Regions from separate parts of the Homo sapiens genome. Here region 2 is linked to region 1. Evidence: chromatin loops called from intact Hi-C (ENCODE). Cell type or tissue: PC-9. All regions are shown on one strand. Links, peaks and the distances in the headings refer to the core of each region. The heading gives the core; the rest is flanking DNA.

Region 1 (7,265 bases), core at 3,104-5,603:
GGTAGCTTCTGTTTCCAGAGCACCTTTCTGCCGGAGCCACTTGGCTTAATATTCAAAGTCCTGGGGTTAAGATTGGGGTTGCTGAGGTTCCCAGAGCTGAAGTCTGCATGGTGAAAATATGATGTCTGTGAAGCTGACCGGGATGAAGCCTTATCTCTTGTTCAGTCCCAGTGATCTCAGCGTCCGCAGTGGGATGATCTCCAGGCTCAGTGAACATGTTTTTTTTTTTCCTCCAGCCTGCTTTTCTTGGGAAGTTTAGGGACTCTGTTCCCCTGTGACATGACCCGGGTCAGGGTCCTTCGGTTCTGAGCAGGAAAGGGATGGACTGCAGGTGGTCTGTTGGTGTGAAGCTGCTCCCACTGCATTGGTGGGAAGGCTGGAGGTCCAGGCCACTCTCGGGAGTAGAGCCAGCCCGGAGCCTCCTCAGGGACAATAGCGCAAAGTCCATGTGCACGTCTCTGGCCAGGGAAGGGCTAATATCCTGGACACCTGGACCCACCAACGCTGTCCCCACTGGGAAAGAGATGGGTCCTCAAAAGGAGATAAGGTGACCACTCTACCATCTTATGAACCTGGCAACGTGTTTTTCTCTACTTGCACTTAGAAAACAGGTGCTGAGCCGTCCTCTTCTTGGGAAACTTAGAAACTCTGACAATAATTGGTGCAGAATTCCTCAGTCCTATTCCTACATCTAGTCCATGTGACCTTTCAGTTTCTCTAACTGAATTTCAATTTTTACGCCCCTCTCCCCTTGACACATACTCACTTATTAACTGAGTAATTCCCAAGCCAGTCATTGCCATTATGCCAGCCTTGGCATTTAGTAGAGCGTTTTAGCTCTCAGGAGACAAAGCTTTCGAGCTTTCAAGATGTCAGGTTGACATTTGTGTCCGAGGGTAATGATCCTGCTGAAAGATGCTCCTACATCAATGGGAAGTGCCATCTCGATGCCAGGTGTGTTTGCGTGGCTAATATTTTCTGAGTACTTCATGGCATGATATGCAAATTACTTCATTTAATTTTCATACTAATTCCATGATGTGGGTGTGTCATTCCCATTTTACAGTTAAGGAAACTGAGGCTCAGATGAATTAAGGAAGTGTCAAAGTAGGGATGGAACTAGGGTCAGGTTTTATCTTTATTTATTTATTAATTATATAGAGGGTTATTGCCGTGTTGCCCAGGCTGCTCTTGAACTCGTGGGCTCAAGGGATCCACCTACCTCGGCTTTCCAAAGTGCTAGGTTTACAGGCGTGAGCCACCACTCCCGGCCCTTTGATTTATTTTATTTTATTTTATTTATTTATTTTTTTGAGACAGAGTCTCCCTCCATCACCCAGGCTGGAGTGCCTATCTCGGCTTACTGCAGCCTCCGCCTCCTGGATTCAATTGATTCTCGTGTCTCAGCCTCCGGTGTAGCTGGGGTTACAGGCGCCTGCCACCACGCCCGGCTAATTTTTGTATTTTTAGTAGAGACAGGGTTTCACTGTGTTGGCCAGGCTGGTCTCGAATTCCTGACCTCAGGTGATCCACCCGCCTTGGCCTCCCAAAGTGCTGGGATTACAGGCGTGAGCCACCGTGCCTGGCTGGCCCTTTGATTTTTAAACCTTTTTTTTTTTTTTTGATAAGAGTGTTTAATGTCCCTAGATTTTAAACCTTTGTACTTAACCATGACCTGTATTCCAAGGGTTGCAAGTCAAATGCCTGAAGGGCCCAGCAGGTAGATCAGTGATTGTGGCTGGCATCTGGGGATGCAGGGGGAAGGGGAGCTTTGGTGAATGGGAGAGTGTGCCAAAGTGGGGAGGGTGCCTCCATCTGATTGCTGACCAGCAGGAATATGGCTCATCCGCTGTGGCCAGCTGGGATTTTCTTTTCCCCTGTAAAACTGCCTCATTTAGAAATGTGGTCTGTGTAGACTGGCTTCTCTAAAGATCATGCGTGAACCCAACAAAACGCATTTCCGGGTCAGAAGAAGCCGAGGGCTGTCATTTTGCATTCCCTGTGCGAGACTGGCCAAGGCACAATTCATTGCAGAATTTGGCCTCACCATGCGTGAGTCAGAACAAGCGCCTTGAAGGCCAGGGATTTGCAGCCTGAGAAATGATGTACTCCGCGGGTTGAATTCACGTCTCCATACAAAGGCTCCCCTGTTTGGGCTGCTTGCGTCTTGATCCTGCCATGTGTGCGTTTTGTGGTAGTGCTTGTGGTGTGTGGATGCCAGCCTGCCAAAGCTGAAACCATTTTTAAAAATGTCTGTGTAATGTCACCGGCACAAGGGAATGAACGACTTGGAAACACGCACAGATGCAGCGGAAGCCCAGGATATTAAAATCTTGAACAGTATCATTCTTGCTGAGATTTGCTGGGGGTATGGATGTGTTTTCAGAGACAGGATGCTAGAGAATGTACAATTATAGCAATTTGCTAACCAGCCCCAGACCTTAATTAGCACAGGATCCTTGTTCTCACTGTTGTATGTAAATTAAGACTTTCACAAAGGGATTGTTTATGAGGACGGCTGTGAGATAGAGACCTTCTGTCATTTTTCAAGGAAACTCTTTCAGAAAATATAACCACAAACACTTTTAAATCACAGCGCGATGCAGAAGTGCTGAGAATTTTTCTTTCAAAAAATGAGCATCAGTATTTTTAACCGTATTTTGGCTCCTCTCTATCTCTGACAGCCCAAGAAGTGCCATCCGTGTACTGTGCAGTGGAAAGAATTTATTTGTGAGTTAGATGACTACCAGATTGTTCCTCTCCTAACAAGGTCTAAAATATCCCAGAACTCTGAAGATGTCTGATTATGGTTTTGCAAATGAGAAATCTTCTACCTTCTCTTGGCCAGCATCGTCTCTACTGTGCATCTGTTCATGGAATCCTGTCGGCAGTGTCTGTGCAATTTAGCTTTGTGGTTCACTCATGCAAACCTTGTGTTTGCCCCATTTTTGAAGCATGACCCACGTTATATGTTTGTGTGACTATTATTATTCTAGAAGACTGTGATCTAAAATCGACCGTTTCAAGCTTAGTTTAAAAAGAACCATCTCTTCTTTTTCCTCTCTAAATGCCTGTAGAATAAGCATATCAGGGCTGAGGCCTTTTAGAGATCTGGGTACTTTTTATTGCCTTATTAAAGTCGTCATTCCTTCATTGTTCTCTATTGATAGTGGATCCTTTACCGATGACTTGAGGTGATCAGTTTGGAAAGACCAGGTGTCATGGCTGTGGGGGGGTGAGGGTGAGTGGAATGATAATAAGCCCCCTTCAACTTCCTGTGACTCCCCTCACCTATCCTGGGCTTTCCTGGGAACCTAGAGATCCAGCGCTTTATAGACTTAAAAAAAAAATACCTTTATTGACATATAATTCACATACCATACAATTCTCCTTTTTTTTTGTTTGTTTGTTTGAGACAGGGTCTCTCTCTGTCGCCCAAGCTGGAGTGCAGTGGGACGATCTCGGCTCACTGCAGCTTTGATTTCCTGGCTCAAGCAGTCCTCCCACTGCAGCCTCCCGAGTAGCTGGGACTACAGGTGTGCACTACCACCCCTGGCTAATGTTTATATTTTTTTGTAGAGATGAGGTTTCACTATGTTGCCCAGGCTGGTCTTGAACTCCTGGGCTCAAGCGATCCTCCTGTCTTGGCCTCCCAAAGTGCTGGGATTGCTGGTGTGAGCCACCACTCCTGGGCCCAGTTCTCCATTTAAAGTGAATAGTTTGATGGTTTTTAATATATTTTCACGGAGACCGGGTGTGGTGGCTGACGCCTGTAATCCCAGCACTTTGGGAGGCCGAGGCGGGTGGATCACCTGAGGTCAGGAGTTCCGACCAGCCTGGCCAACATGGTGAAACCCTGTCTCCACTAAAAATACAAAAAATTAGCTGAGTGTGGTGGCGTGTGCCTGTAATCCCAGCTACTCAGCAGGCTGAGGCGGGAGAATTGCTTGAACGTGGGACGTGGAGGTTGCAGTGAGCCAAGATCGTGCCACTGTACTCCAGCCCGGGTGACAGAGCAAGACTGCCTAAAATATATATATATATATATATATTTTTTTTTTTCACAGAGTTGTGCAGCCAACAGCACAATCAGTTGTAGATTTTCATCACCCCCAATAAGAAACTTCATACTCATTAGCAGTCACTTCCCATTCCCCCGTTACCCCTGTGCCTGGCAAGTACCAGTCTACTTTCTGTGCCTGTGGATTTGCTTATGCTAGACATTTCATATAAATGGAATCATACAGTATGTGACCTTTTGGTCTGAGTTCGTTCACTTAGAATAATGTTTTCAAGGCTCATCCACATTCTTGTAGCATAGATCATCAGTACAGACAGTTCCTGACTTATAGTGGTGCGGAAGTGACAGTTCAGTACAAACAGTACTTGGCATTTTGGATTTTTGATCTTTTCTCTGGCTAGCATCAGTATGAGACTCTCTTGGGGTGCCAGGCACCTCCCAGTCAGCCACATGATCACGAGGGTAAACAAACAATCTATACGACCATTCTGTTTTCACTTTCATTATGGTATTCCATAAATTACATGAGAGAGTCAACACTATTATACAATAGGCTTCGCATTAGATGATTTTGCCTAACTCTAAGTGTTCTGAGCACATTTAAGGTAGGCTAGGCTAAGCTATGATGTTCCCTAGGTTATGTATATTCGATGCTTATTTATTTATTTATTCATTTATTCATTCCTCCCTCCTTCCCTTTCTTAATTTCCTTTTTTTTCTTTTTTTTTTGAGATGGAGTCTCACTTTGTCACCCAGGCTGGAGTGCAGTGGCACTATCTCAGCTCACTGCACCCCTCTGCTTCCTGGTTCAAGCGATTCTCCTGCCTCAGCCTCCTGAGTAGCTGGGACTAGAGGTGAGCACCATCACGCCCAGCTAATGTTTTTTTTTTTTTTTTTTTTTTTTTTTTTTTTGAGACGGAGTCTCGCTCTGTCACCAGGCTAGAGTGCAGTGGCACTATCTCGTGTCACTGCAACCTTTGCCTCCCAGGTTCAAGCGATTCTCCTGCCTTAGTCTCCCGAGGAGCTGGGACTACAGGCATGTGCCACCACGCCCAGCTAATTTTTGTATGTTTAGTAGAGACGAGGTTTCACCATGTTGGCCAGGATGGTCTCAATCTCTTGATGTGATCCACCTGCCTCGGCCTCCCAAAGTGTTGGGATTACAGATGAGAGCCACTGTGCCCTGCCATGTATTTTTAGTAGAGACGGGGTTTCACCTGTTGGCCAGGCTGGTCTTGAACTCCTGACCTCAAGTGATCTGCCTCCCTCAGTCTCTCAAAGTGCTGCCTGCCTTACTTTCTGATGGGGTCTCACGATGTTGCCCAGGCTGGAGTGCAATGGTGTCCTCAAGGGATCCTCTGGTGTAGCTGGGACTACAGGAGTGTACCACTATGTCTGGCTTAAATGCATTTGTGTTTTTTTATCTCTCTCTCTCTCATATATATATGTTTTGTAGACCCAGGGGTCTCACTGTGTTGCCTAGGCTGGTCTGGAACTCTTGGGCTCAAGTGATCCTCTGGCCTTAGTCTCCTGAAGTGTTGGGATTACAGGCATGAGCCACTGTGTGTGACCTCATTTTTGACTTCTGGTACTTACATTTTATGGGTTTATCATCTGTAACTCCATCGTGAGTTGAGGAGGGTCTGTAGTTCATTTCCTTTTATGACTGAATAATGCTGCATTGGATGGATATGCTACACTTTGTTTATCTATGTATGTGTTGATGGACGTTTGAGTTGTGTCCACTTTCTGGCTAGTAGGGATAATGCTGCGGTGAGTGTTCATGTCTGAGTTTTTGTGCAGACACGACACATCATTTCTCTTGGGTATAGATTTAGGAGTGAAATTGTGGGGTCATAGGGTAACTATTAACCTTTTGAAGAATATACACATTTAAATTTTTTGTGTTGTCTTTATTTATTTTTTTGAGATAGGGGCTTGCTCTGTTCCCCAGACGGGAGTGCAGTGGCATGATCCTCGCTCACTGCAGCCATGAACTTCTGGGCTCAAGCAATCCTCCCATCTCAGCCTCTTGAGTAGCTGGGACTACCTGTACATGCCACCATGCCTGACTAATTCTTTAATTTTTTGTAGCGACAGAGTCTTGCTATGTTGCCCAGGCTGGTCTCCAACTCATGGGCTCAAGTGATCCTCCTGCCTTGGCCTGCCAACGTACTGGGATTATAGGTGTGATCCACCATGCTTGGAGTCACAGACTTTTAAAGGCACTTGTCTCCCCTCTCTGCTGTCTTGACCCCCACATCTTTCCTACTAGCAACTGCTGTATTTCTGTCCTCTTCTTCAAAGCCAAACTTATTTTTTTTTTGAGATTGAGTCTCACTATATTGCCCAGGCTGGAGTGCAGTGGCACAATTTTGGCTCACTACAACCTCTGCCTCCCGGGTTCAAATGATTCTCATGTCTCAGCCTCCTGAGTAGCTGGGATTATAGGCGCACGTCACCATGCTCGGCTAATTTTTGTATTTTTAGTAGAGACGGGGTTTCACCATGTTGGTCAGGCTGGTCTTGAACTCCTGACCTCGTGATCCGCCTGCCTCAGCCTTCCAAAGTGTATTTTTTACACTTTTTGTATTTTTAGTAGAGACGGGGTTTCACCATGTTGGTCAGGCTGGTCTTGAACTCCTGACCTCATGATCTGCCTGCCTCAGCCTTCCAAAGTGCTGGGATTACAGGCGTGAGCCACCGCGTCCAGCAAGCCAAACTTCTTAGAAGCGTCTGTATTCCTGTCTTTGTCCTGCAAGCTCCAATGTGGCTTCCACCCTGACCTTCCACATTCACATCCCCACTGAGCTTCCTGGAGACTCTGTGTTGCCTTTTCCAGGGGAGGTTTTCCATCCTCATCTGCTGCGCTGTCTCTGCAGTACTGGAGATGCTGATTATTCTTGTGGACACTCTCTCTTCCTTTGCCTTCTTTGCCACCGCAGTGCTGATTTTCCTTCTGTTTCCCTGGCACCTTCTCCTCCTCTCTCTGGCCATTAAATGCTGGAGTTGCTGAAAGCTTGGCCCTGTCCTTGTCTCGCCTAGCACGTTCCTTCTCTGGGTGATCTTACCCACATCTGGAGCTTTATGACTCAGACATTTATGTTTCCAACCTAGATTGCTTCTGAGTCATGGTGCAGAGGGTCAGCTGCCTACCTGACCTCCCTGCCTGTTCATGGGCGTCTCAAACTCAAGATGTCCATGAGAGATTTTACATCTTCACCCCCAGAGATATGGACTCATT
Region 2 (7,265 bases), core at 2,478-4,977, 51 kb after region 1:
CAAAGAGTCGTCGACATTGATGGGAGGAATCACATAATGTGAATTACTATTAGAAGCCAGGAACCTCTGGTTTTAGCCTTTAAAAGCTTAATCCTGGGGGAAAAGCAAGTAAACACATTGTTAGCGGAAGTAAAGTCCCCAGGCCCGGTGTTGCGGTATTTCCATTAGAATTAATCCTGTTTTCTTATTCCCTTAGGAAATCACAAATTGACGCAAATAGCGAAAGTAGTCATCAAAATCTGTGAACATGAGGTATGTGTTTCCCACTGTCCTGTTTTAGATGCACCCAGAAGGAGGGGATGGGGCAGCTGAAGTTTCCATTTGCAGAATCTCCTATTAGGTAGCCGAGGTGATTTTGGAATTTGTTGAGGCCACACCCCTACTCTTCAAGGAAAGTAAAAAGAACAAAGAGGGGCCCGAGTATATTATAAAACACCCTTACTGTAGCAATGATCTAAGGGAGATGGAAAGGATTTTTTGTTTTTTACCCTTGAGTCACCAGTAAGCACCGGGCCTCCTGTCTTTTCCTGATTGCCTAGATAGAATTCGTAATTTCTGACCTTGGCCCCACAGCCTGGTATTGTTTCAGGTCCCTTTTGGTCCTCTTGCAGAAGAGGATTTGATATCTGGGGGCATGGCCTTGACTGCTTCTGGGAGAGTGGCCCAGGTGTCCAGGAGAACCTGTTTTCTTGCAAATGCCCATAATTGTGATGGCGTGGATGGAACAGACCTCTTAGGCGTGTGAGCTGTGAGGCTCTGGTGGTTGTGGGACAGGCTGGCAGCCAAAATGGTATGAGGGAGCTTTTCTTTATTAGATCTCATTGTGAGAATAAAAAAATGAGATGGAATGACCTTCAACCTGTCAGTGTGCTCCCATTCATTCATAAAGAAAAACTGTTCAGATAGCACTGGGACCCATCCATGTCTTTTTATATATGGATATATAGATCTAGATCTAGATATATCCAGATAGATAGATAGATGATAGATAGATAGATACCTGGCCAGGTGCAGTGGCTCACACCTGTAATCCCAGCACTTTGGGAGGCTGAGGCAGGGAGATCACTTGAGTCCAGGAGTTCAAGACCAGCCTGGCCAACATGGCAAAACCCCGTCTCCACTAAAAATACAAAAATTAGCTGGGTATGGTGGAACATGCCTGTAATCCTAGCTAAACTGAGAGGCTGAGGCAGAAGAATTGCTTGAACCTGGGAGGCAGAGGTTGCAGTGAGCCAAGATAGCACCACTACACTCCAGACTGGGTGATAGAGTGAGACTCTGTCTCCGAGAAAAAAAAAAAAAATCTATCCTTATAAATTTATATCTATATATAGATATAGTTATCTATGTATTTTTTGAGGCAGGGTCTCAACATGGACTGGGTGCACCATCACACCCAGCTAATTAATTAGCCTGGCTATTTCTTTTTAAATTAATTATTATTATTTTTTTTGTAGAAATGGGGTTTTGCCATGTTGCCCAGGCTGGTCTCAAACTCCTGGGCTCAGGCGATCCTTCTGCCTCAGCCTCCAAAGACGCTGGGAATATAGGCCTCAGCCACCAAGCCCGGCTTATGTCTGTATATTTATGTAGAGAGAGTTTTATAAACTGCTTTCTCACTTAGTTTATTTTATGTATTTTCTCTGTTTCCTAGGTAATTAAACTCGTAGGAAGAACAGAATTTTTCATGGCTGTATAGTATTACATACAACACATGGACATTCATTTAATTACTCCTCTTGTCATTAAATAGTACCCAGTTTTATCAGCATCTTAAGTAACAAGGTGATGAATATCATTGCGCATTTGATGATTTCCTTAGTTTAATTTTTAGGAATAAAACTACTATGAGGCTGTGAACATGTCAGATGTTCCAGTTACAATGAGGCTATGTCCTTTCCAATATTGGGAGTTGTAATTACAAAACTATATGTAAATATGTGCCCCCCTGCCCCAACGATGTGATCTGTAAAAACGGTAGGCATCTTACTGTGATTTTAGTTTGCATTTCCTTGAAGAAAGTCATACAGGCTGTTTTGGATATGTTCCTTTGGAATAGCTCAGAAGTAGAGTGGGCTTAGAAGCAGGAGGTGCACTCTGCCATCCATGCATTTGTTTGCACATTCATTCGCTTACTTACTCGCTGACCTGTGAAATCTGTTAGTCTTATAATTATTGAGCACCTGTTAAATATGTGGCACCTTGCATGATAAGAGTTAAAGAGAAGAATAAGGCAGATAGTGGTAGAAAGGAATAACAAATATCAGTGCAGTGGTGACCTGCATGGGCTTTGGAGCCCGACTACCTGGGTTCAAATCCTGACCATGCCACTTTGTTGCTGTAAGACCTTGGGCAGGTTACTAAACTTTTTGGGGCCTCATTTTTTTTTTAATCTCATGAGGTGTAAGGAATACAATGAGTTAATACTTACAGAATTCTTAGAATGATACCAGCACACTCTAAGTCTTCAGTAAATGTTAATGGGCAATATTGATTACTCTGTCACTTGAAGCACTTTACATTTATCTCATTTAATTTCTTATAACAGCCCTTTGTGGTGGGTGCTGCTTTTTTTTCTCTTCAATAGATCAACATATGGGGGCTCTGAGAAGAGAAGCAGCTTACCCTAAAGTCACAGAGCTAGTAAATGGTGGAGTCTGACTTGAGATCCAAGAAGGGAGCTTCTGGGATCTTTGGCTCTAAGCTACAATGTTATTCTAGGGGAATGTACTTTCTTATGAGAGAAAAGGACAATAAATAAGTTAATTGAATTTTCGGATTGTCGTCAGTGGAGCTGAAATAGGGCAACATGGTATTAATTAGCTACTCTGGACATAGAATTGAGCTTGGCAAGCAGAGCAGGCCAGAGTGGCTGGAAGGGGTTGGGGAGCGGAACTGCTGCAAGGTGAGCCGAGACAGGTGGGCTGGGGCCAGATCACATGTGGCTTTGAGGGAACCTGTCAGGTCATTAGACTTCATTGTTAGTTTCTCAGCTTGGTACTGCTGACACTTAGGGCTGGAGAATTCTTTGTTGCAGGGACTATTGTGTACATCTTAGATTTCAGTAGTCCCGCATCCCTCCTTTGGGCTACTTGTGACAATCAAAAATGCCTCTAGACATTGCTATGTGATCCCTGTGGGTGGGGGGAATGGTTAAAGTGCTCTGACAGAGAACTACTGGGTATAATGGGAAGTCACTGGGGGCTTTTAAGCAGGGGAAGGACAAGAACAGATTTATGTCTATAAAAGGTGGCTCTGGGTTGGGCATGGTGGCTCACACCTGTAATCCTAGCAGTTTGGGAGGCTGAGACGGGTGGATCGCTTGAGGCCAGGAGTTTGAGACCAGCCTGGCTAACATGGCAAAACCCTGTCTCTACTAAAAATACAAAAATTAGCTGGGCGTGGTGATGCACGCCTGTAATCTCTGCTACTTGGGAGGCTGAGGCACGAGAATTGCTTGAACGCAGGAAGCGAAAGTTGCAATGAGCCCAGATCGGGCCACTGCACTCCAGCCTGGGCAGCAGAGTGAGACTCTGGAGGAAAAAAAAAAAATGGTGGCTGTGGCTGCTCTGCAGGGAATGTCTATAATGGGGGTAAAAGTGGAAGTGGGTGACGTGGGGAGTTAGCTGTTGCATTGGTCCAGAGAGAAAGGACGGTGGCTTGGACTGGGTGGAAGCATTGGGAGCGATACATAGTGGTTGGATTCATCTCCAAGGTGTTCCCTCTATGGGACTTTAAAACATCTTAACCTTCAAAATCATCAAGCATTGATTGAGGTCCACAAGATATCCACCCCTGGGGTGACACATTCTAATGTATTTTTGCTTTACAGATGAATGAAATCGAAGTATGTCCAGAATGTTATCTAGCTGCTTGCCAAAAACGAGATAACTGGTTTTGTGAGCCTTGTGTAAGTTGGATTTACTTTGCTTATTTCATTTACTGAACCCTGTGCCTTGGATGACTACCCTGAGACAGCTTTTTCCAGGTGGCTTATTAGATGAAACTTTGGATGGAGTTTTAAGATAATTTTTTGCTGATAAAATTATGGCAGAAGGAAAGTAATCCAGGTAGGATAAACCTCTTAGGCTGAAAGTTCATGTGCCAGAGATAGCATCATGGCTTCCTGGGTTGATTAGCCTGGGCAGACTGCAAGGTGCAGCATAAAAGAGAGCTCATCAGAGATGTGGGATGCAGCAAAGCTTTTCAGATAATAAGATGAGCTTAAATCAGTGTGGATTTACAAATCATGTTGGTTCTATTTTAAGAGGTTTGAAAATACTTCCCTGGATTAACTCCATAGTCCCTCCAAAACATGATTCTTGGGGGAAATAAAGTCACCCTAGTTTCCCTGTGGATCTGCCTTCTCCAAGCTGGGGTTCTGCAGAGAGAAGTACATTGTTGGGCTGCACTGGTGTGTGTGTTGGGGGTGGGGTTGGTGGGTTGGAGTGGGTTTGGAGGCAAGATTAGGCAAGGAAAGTTGAGAAAATATACTTTGCATCTCTTCGTGCTTTTGGAGATTAACACCGGAATAGCTAAGCCTTCAATAAAGAATAAAGGTAGCAAAATACTGCCCCTTATTAGATGCTAGGTATGATGCACATTTAATCCAAAAACAGAAGGTATTGGTGTCATTGTCTCTGTGTATGTTGCACAGAAAGGTGAAATGTCTTGCTCGTGCCTGCCCAGATAATAATGGTACAGCTAGAATCCAACCCTGGTTTTCTCATCTTTCTTTTTTTTGTTTTTTTTTTTTTGAGATGGAGTTTCGATCTGTCGCCCTGGCTGGAGTGCAGTGGCGTGATTTGACTCACTGCAACCTCCACCTCCTGCGTTCAAGTGATTCTCCTGCCTCAGCCTCTTGAGTAACTGGGACTACAGGCGTGTGCCACCACGCCTGGTTAATGTTTCTGTTTTTAGTAGAGATGGGATTTCACCATGTTGGCCAGGCTGGTCTCGAACTCCTGACCTCAGGTGATCCACCCGCATTGGCTTTCCAAAGTGCTGGGATTACAGGCGTGAGCCACCATGCCTGGACTTCATTCAGCTTTTGATTTCACCATTTAACTCCATTTGCAGTTTTGTCCAGGTGTCTTGGCCACATACCTTTTAGGGAATACCACACAGGCCGACCCTGCTTGAAACTCTTTTTCCACTCATGGCCTGTGTCCCACAGTCCTGCTTCATCCTCACATACCAAACTTTAGTGAGTATCTTGCTGTCAAATATGTACAAACTCTGGATCTTGTTTTTCTTTTCCTAGAGCAATCCACATCCTTTGGTCTGGGCCAAACTGAAGGGGTTTCCATTCTGGCCTGCAAAAGCTCTAAGGGATAAAGACGGGCAGGTCGATGCCCGATTCTTTGGACAACATGACAGGTGGGAGTTAATAACAGGCTTGGAACATGTAGCTTTCACTGAACTTTGATACTGTTATGAGATAAGAAAAGAAGTGGAGGCTGCAGCTATTATTCTCATTATTGTCATGATACCAACCATTGATCTTGTTGTTGAAATAAATTTCCTGTGGTATGTTAAGCTTGGTAATGGCGTGGGCTACAGTTTTCTCAGGTGTGTTAGAAAATCATCTTACTTTACTGGGTCTGTTGATGAAACCAACATTGGAATGGGTTCTGTGGCTGTTTGAAGTGCTGCTGTTCTTTTTTGTTTTGGTTTGATTTTTTGGGAGGGGGTTTCTGAAGTAAATTAAACCTCCATGGAAACTGCTTTCCAAATCATTCTTTCAAAGAATAGAAGTAGTTTCCTAGATTGCCAGTAAATGAATCTCTTATCATCATGCTGAGTAGTTCTCTCCTGTTCCCTTTTCTCTGAAGCTACAGTGGGAAGTTATAAGGGGTTGCTGTTTTGACAGGTGTGAGCCCTCCCTCCCAGCCTTCCTGCCCTCCCCTTTCCCTCCGTACACGGCAGAGTGAATTATTCCAGCTAATAGCAGTTCCCTGTAGAGCAGAGCCTGCTGTGTGCTTGAGAACAACAGGTAGGCAGAGATGAGCAGCGGTTAATATCTTAGTTCTCTTTTATCAAGTTATGATTAAGTAAGGCAAAGACCCTTTTGAAGCCCTACCAATCAGTTTGAGAAAGCGTGTTAGTATGTAGCGAGACTACTTAAAATATATATACTACAAATTATGTACACACACAGAGTGTCCAGAAGCTGAAAATTGGTTTCCCCTGTTAAATTTTGCTAGTCGTCTTGCAGACCAAAAGAGTGAATTCCCAAGTCATTTGCAAACTCATTTACTAGGAATCCCAATGGTCCACTGTCAGAAGACAAAATGGAAATTATTGAGATGGTGCTGGATTTGGTAGGAAGTATTGCACCTTGACTTTAATTCCTGTATTCCTTCATTCAAAGAAATACATATTTGATGACTGCTGCGTGCCAGCCTGTGTAGTGGAAGCTGGTGATTCAAATGTTTCTGCCCATGTGAAGGCTGACATCCTAGCGGGGAAGAAGGATGATACACAAGTGAACTAATAGGCAAGATAATCTCAGGTCAGGAGGTAGTGGTGGGGGCCTGGTGTGAAGATCTGGGATGAGGGACCAGGAAGAGCAGAGGTCGGGAGGGGAAGGGCTGAGGCTGAGAGGGTTCAGGAAATGCTGGGAGAATAGTGGGGTTTAAACAGGGTCGGGGAGGAGAGGATGCTCACAGCTGGAGTCAGAGGGGTAGGCAGGAGTTTGTTTTTTATTTGAAGAGCAGGAGGAATTGGTGACAGGCTGTACATCCCTCCTCTTCATCAGAGCATGACAAATGTGAACCATCTTGATGATTTGAGATTCTTACTCTATAGGTTGATACAGTAATACAGTATGAGTAGATATACTTAGGACACAGGCAGGATGGGAAAAAATAATACCTACCCCCTTGCACCCAATATTCCCAGACCCTTATGGTTGATGGCTGTAGTCTCTCAGCTGTGACTGCTCTGCAGGGACCTCCATCTCTCACCCGTCAGACAGCGACTGAAGGTGGCTTACAGAGCATGAAGGACGGCGTGTGAGTTGGCCAGCTCTGTGTGCAGAAGCTGTTTCCCAAAACCATTTGTGTGTTTAGGTCTTGGTTCTGGATGAGAGCTGTCGTGGAAGCTGGCCCCCTTCTGTTTGTGAAAAAGAAAGCAGCATGGGTCTGATGGTCACCAGTTTCGAAGCCCCTCTCAGCACCTGCTTTAAGGGAGTGCACCGTGTTGTTGGGCTTGTTTTGGGAGAGGGGATCCCCTGGAGGGAGTTGTTCAGGACCTTCCACAGT

What was found. A loop is a pair of places that touch in the nucleus more often than their neighbours do. Peaks named below come from ENCODE experiments on the same cell type or tissue, not always from the same donor. Only the 100,000 strongest peaks of a DNase experiment are listed, where the experiment ranks them.
Region 2: a loop joins it to region 1, with 9 times the contacts of the local background. A loop is called at or near these places in 8 of 110 quality-filtered maps.

Annotation. Positions count from the first base shown.
Region 1 is chr20:47,331,393-47,338,657 of GRCh38, reverse strand. The region is part of intron 2 of ZMYND8 (zinc finger MYND-type containing 8); the gene reads left to right. Among named protein-coding and RNA genes, the nearest start is that of ZMYND8, 22 kb to the left of the region's middle. RefSeq lists enhancers at 1,278-2,116, 2,117-2,956, 6,914-7,265. In PC-9, for the core only: no CTCF peak of the experiment used is centred there; a DNase peak (open chromatin) is centred at 4,317; H3K4me3 peaks cover 548 bases; H3K27ac peaks cover 2,500 bases.
Region 2 is chr20:47,280,216-47,287,480 of GRCh38, reverse strand. ZMYND8 (zinc finger MYND-type containing 8) reads left to right here. Exons shown (of 23, transcript NM_001281775.3): 8 at 197-252; 9 at 3,833-3,910; 10 at 5,264-5,379. Among named protein-coding and RNA genes, the nearest start is that of ZMYND8, 73 kb to the left of the region's middle. RefSeq lists a silencer at 5,722-6,016. In PC-9, for the core only: no CTCF peak of the experiment used is centred there; a DNase peak (open chromatin) is centred at 3,860.